Regions from separate parts of the Mus musculus genome. Here region 2 is linked to region 1. Evidence: chromatin loops called from intact Hi-C (ENCODE). Cell type or tissue: heart. All regions are shown on one strand.

Region 1 (2,500 bases):
CGTGCTGGGGATGAGTCCTTGAAATAGGGTCCCTAGGCCCTCCGGCTCACCCTTGTGCTGCTGGGGCACATTCCATGTCCTTACAGCCTTGTGCCTCTGCAGTTTGCTTACCTGGGGCGTCTGGCGCATGAGGTCGGGTGGAAGTACCAGGCAGTGACAGCCACTCTGGAGGAGAAACGGAAGGAAAAGGCCAAGATGCACTATCGGAAGAAGAAGCAGATCTTGGTGAGGACGGACACTGAGATCCAGGATTAGGGGGGCGCAGGTGAGAAGCAACCGCTCTGACATGTGTCTTTTCACACCACAGAGGTTACGGAAACAGGCAGAAAAGAATGTGGAGAAGAAAATCTGCAAGTTCACAGAGGTCCTCAAGACCAACGGACTCCTGGTGTGAACCCAATAAAGACTGTTTGCCTCATGCCTGCCTGGCCTGCCCTTCCTCCGCCGCCAACTAGGGAAGTGGGGACCAAAGGTTCCTTAGGCACTGCTCCTGTGGGTAGAGGGGACATTAGAGAGCTGACAGCGCACCACCTGCATGAGTTTTTATTAAAGTGCAAACCATGGGATGAATCAGTTGAGCTTCAGTGTTGAAAATGAGTAGCAGGGCTGCCCCACCCACCTGACCAAGTACCCTATTCTGCAGCTATGAAAATGAGATCTGCACATGAGCTGGGGTTCACAAGTGCACACTTGGAGCACTGCCTTGCTCCTTCCCAGCAGACCACAAAGCAGTATTTTTCTGGAGGATTTTATGTGCTAATAAATTATTTGACTTAAGTGTGTACGATGTGTGCTGTGCAGAGAGGGGCAGAGGGCACCAGCAGGTCATCTGCATGGGGGGCCCCTTTGGGTGAATCCTTGCTCACGGGATAGGCTTTGTTGCTCAAAAGTTGCAGATATACATCTTGGGTCCTGTCCTAGATGGTGTTACTGTAAGTCAGCACCAAGATACAAGAGCTGGTACCTGGACTGTAGGAGGTCAGGCCATGACACAAAGGCTGGGACTAAAGGCATTTACCACGCCTGAGTCTTCTGGTTCTTTAAACATCAAATCCTTCCGGGGGCTGGCGAGATGGCTCAGTGGTTAAGAGCACAGACTGCTCTTACGAAGGATCCGAGTTCAAATCCCAGCAACCAAATGGTGCCTAACAACTATCCATAATGAAATCTGATGCCCTCTTCTGGAGTATCTGAGAACAGCTACAGTGTACTTACATATAATCTTAAAAATGCTTCCCATGTTAACCACCACTAGAGTTTTTATTACAGCTAGCTGACCTGGAAGCCAAGTCCTTATGCCTCCGTGAGTGCTGGGGTTAAAAAGATCCAGCACCACTCAAAATGTCAATCTATTTTGAAAATATGCTTTATACTGTTCTAGCCCATCTGTGCAGGGCTAGAACGGTGAATACGAGAAACTGACACAAGCTTTTGCCACCTGGCTAAATGGTTCCTCTATTACCTGGGGTGGTCACCTAAGGTTAGACACTCATCCACGAGTAGTCAGGACATAAACCCATCAAAGTGTGGGTAGACGCGCAGCCTGAGATACTGTCAACAAAGGACATGCGACCTTGGTGACGTCGGCCTTTAATAAAAGGAAGAAAGGTTGACTATTCGGTCGACGCTGGCTGCTCCTGACATCGTATGGCAGATACTCTGCTGTAAAGCGGTTCACCCCTTTCTTGAGACCCGCTCTGCACGGCCGCTTCTCTCTGGAAACTGAATCCCAGCACGTGTTTCCCAACCCGTACGGCACGCCTTCTCCGCCCTAAGCCTCGCCGTACCACATGATGCACGTTTCCTCCACATCGTGCTCCTGAAATCTCGCGAGATGATAGGATCTTCCCGCCCCTTAGTCCTCCCCCGTCATGGCGGCGTACGGACAGTCCCAGGAACGCGGGCTCTCGCCGGAAGTACCTCCCACCTCCGTGAGGATAACCCCGCGTCACTTCCGCCCCGACCTCGCGTGGTGAATAAGGAAGCCGGGAGCGGCCCTGCCTCTCCCTTTCTCCGGCGGCCGGGAAGATGGCGGACATTCAGGTTCGAGCGTTTAGTTGCTTTCCCCCGACGCTTCGGTGTGGAGCGTATCCCTTGGCGTCCTCGTTGTCTTACGCATTAGCTGAAGCGAGGATGCCTGCGAATGCCTTCGTCTCAGGCGGCTCGGAAATCCGGGCTCTACGCAGTAATGGGGTCCCTGGCGCTTCGGGAGTTGGTTCTTAAAGCTCAGAGCTTAACGGGTGAGGGATTGTGGCGGGAGGAGGGCATCCTGCGGCGCGGGAGTCCTGCGGCGGCAGAGCCGGGGACACTGGGTAAAGCAGGTTTTTTCCCCTTGATGGAGACTGAGGCCCGGACCTCGTGCGCTCTACGGCAGGGCTGCGGTCCCGACCTCGCTGTAGTTTTCAGTGTGAGCGCAGCTCTGGCCTCGATGAGCTTAGGCTTGTCTTAAACTTGCCATCCTGCCTCAACCTCAACCGGGATGACAGATCCGGCCCACCAG
Region 2 (2,500 bases), 110 kb after region 1:
GGGTGAGAACAGCCTGGAGGGTTGGTTCCTGATGTAGGAGAGGTCTATTTATGGGACCTAGAACCTTCCAAGTAACAGGTCTCTGGAGGCTGTGAAAAACCTGAGTTCTATGCTTTTCTTTTTAAATCTGGAGATGACATGGGAGCTACTTAGAGTTTTCAGGGTTGAGGGTAAGGAGTTTGAGTGGGGAACTTAGGATGGAGAAATGGTTGGTTTTCCTTGGGGGTAGGATGGGGGGCTGCATTTAGCAGAATGGGGTATGCCAGATATTGGTGTTTTCCCAGGATGGTCATGTAGCAGGATCTTTCTGAAATCTCAGGTCTGAAGGGAAATCCTCTTCAAGCAGGGGTTACAGGGTGCCTGTTTTAGGACAGAGTGGTCCCAGCTGAGTCTTAGAATCAAAGTCTGGGCAATGATCAGGAGATTAGAGCCTCGGGGAGTGCTTGGGGTCTGAATGGAGCAACTGTTTGGAATTTAGGGTACTCCCAGTTGGTGAGCGGGGCTAGACAGACTAGGATGAGGGCTCTCAGGTACCTCTAGGAGGGTGATTTGTCCCAGGACATATTAGGAGAAAGCTTCCCCTCATGAAGGGGGTGGAGGCCCTGGGCATTTGGAGTCGCAATCAGAGGGTTAGAGATCCTCTTAGGAGGGTCTTAATGATGGTTCTGGGAGAAGCGAAAGTTTCAGGGAACCCAAAGGGCTCAAAGTCTCGATCTCGGGGAAACCCTCCCCGGTGAGGGCCCACTACCTGGATGAACTGGATGGTCAGCGCGCTCTTGCCCACGCCGCCGCCGCCTACGACCACCAGCTTGTGAGTCTCGCCGGGCGGGGGGTCCCTGGGTCCCGGCCCCCCGCCCCGGGGCCGCCCCCGCCCAGTCCCGGACGCCGCCCCGCTGCTCATGTCGCCACCGCTGCTGCTGCCGCCGCTACCGCCTAGGGGGAGTCAGGAGAGACCAAGGGGTGGGTTATGCTAATAATACTGCATAAACATGAGCTTTGGCCAGAGGACACGAGTCTCCGGATGCTTCTGGAGGAGGCGAGGCCAGAGTGAGGGAGGAGCTAGACTAATAAGGGTAGGGGAAACAAGGTTGCAAAAACGGGGAATTCCAAGAGGGGTGGGGATATGCTAATGACCCTGTGTCCACCCTAAGCACAGCCACGAGCTCTCCTCCTGCAGTCCGCCTTTGGGAGGAGCTATGCTAATAAACCCCATCTTTGGGCGAAAAAGTTTTCTTCGGGGCGGGGATATGCAAATTAAATGTTGCGGTAGTTATTATCTAAGGACCACTGTTTCTGGTAGGTGTGGCTTGGGGCTCCTTCTCAGGGCCGTATATAGGGAGATCTTAGGACAGCACAGGTCTCAAAATTAATCTCCGCCTCCTCCCTGGGATTGTCGCCAAGTTCTCTGCCCCAGCTTCGTTCTAGAGGCTGGCGTCTCGGCCTGTCTATGGACTTAGGCTTCCGGTTCCCGCTGTCCCAGCCAAACGGAAGATAGACTGGGAGGGGAGCTGGGGCCCTGGAGGGGGACAGCAGGGTAACTGGGCAGGACGGGCTGTGAGATCACCACATTCCTAATCCATGAGCCAGTTCATCCTAGTCGGGAAGTCCGGGTCTAGAAGGGCCGACAGCCAGGATTTCTGGGCTTTGGAAGGATGCGGTTGATAGCTCAGACACTGGTTCCTACGAGAGTATTGAGTTAGAGACTTAGATTTCTCCGGTCCGACTCCGGTCCAGGGGGTCGGGAGGGGCTCCTTACTACTACTGGGAAAGCTGGGAGTCTGGACTCATGGGGCCAAAGGATGGAGAGTCTGGGGACCCAGAATTCTGAGTTCGAGGGCATGAGTGCTCCGGGAGGGTTGTGGAAGAATTTAGCACTTACATTTATGTAAGATATGGTATTGACGTCCTGAAAGGGAAGAGGATTGAAATTCCAGAGTCCCAAGGAAGAGGGAAATGAGTCTTCACTCATCTGCTCTGAACCAGAAGACTCAGAGTTTGGATTTTCCTGTCCTGAGTAAAGGAGCTCTGGTTTGACTCCTGAGTTCTGAATTTAATGGAGATTATTTTAAGTTAAAGCCTATTCTGGACATCTTAGAATGAACTTATCTCAAAACAAACAAACGAAAAGAGGACTATAGATATAGTTTAGTGATAACATAGAACGTTTGTCTACCATGTATGAGCATTTAAATTCAATCTCTAGTTCCCCCCCCCCAATAAATAATTTTAGAAGCTGGGCATGATAACTGACGAGTCCCAGCACTGGGGAAACAGAAGCAGAAAGACAGCAGCAAGTTCCAAGCCCGTCTGAGATACATAAGACAGCGTCTCAAAAAAATCTTCTTAGGATTTATAGGAGAAAAAAATTAGAAGGGTTTCATATTCAGAAAGGACGACCATGGGCGGGGTAGCGTCCATCTTAATTGAACTACAATTCCCATGGATCTCAACAACGGAGCGCCTTTTTTACATCACTTCCTGATCCGCCGCCTTTTTCCCC

What was found. Peaks named below come from ENCODE experiments on the same cell type or tissue, not always from the same donor. Only the 100,000 strongest peaks of a DNase experiment are listed, where the experiment ranks them.
Region 2: it touches region 1 in a loop (2.5-fold over the local background); 2 of 42 quality-filtered maps call a loop at or near these places.

Annotation. Positions count from the first base shown.
Region 1 is chr7:45,123,840-45,126,339 of GRCm38, reverse strand. Rps11 (ribosomal protein S11) reads left to right here and starts at 1,951. Exons shown (of 5, transcript NM_013725.4): 1 at 1,951-2,043. The coding sequence starts at 2,029. It overlaps Rpl13a (ribosomal protein L13A), which reads left to right. Exons shown (of 8, transcript NM_009438.5): 7 at 103-225; 8 at 308-777. The coding sequence ends at 394. In heart, a CTCF peak has its summit at 1,204 (motif pointing left); DNase peaks (open chromatin) are centred at 59 and 1,899; H3K4me3 peaks cover 2,408 bases; H3K27ac peaks cover 2,328 bases.
Region 2 is chr7:45,016,417-45,018,916 of GRCm38, reverse strand. Rras (related RAS viral (r-ras) oncogene) reads right to left here and starts at 975. Exons shown (of 6, transcript NM_009101.3): 1 at 749-975. The coding sequence starts at 901. In heart, a CTCF peak has its summit at 941; DNase peaks (open chromatin) are centred at 1,246 and 1,436; H3K4me3 peaks cover 2,500 bases; H3K27ac peaks cover 2,376 bases.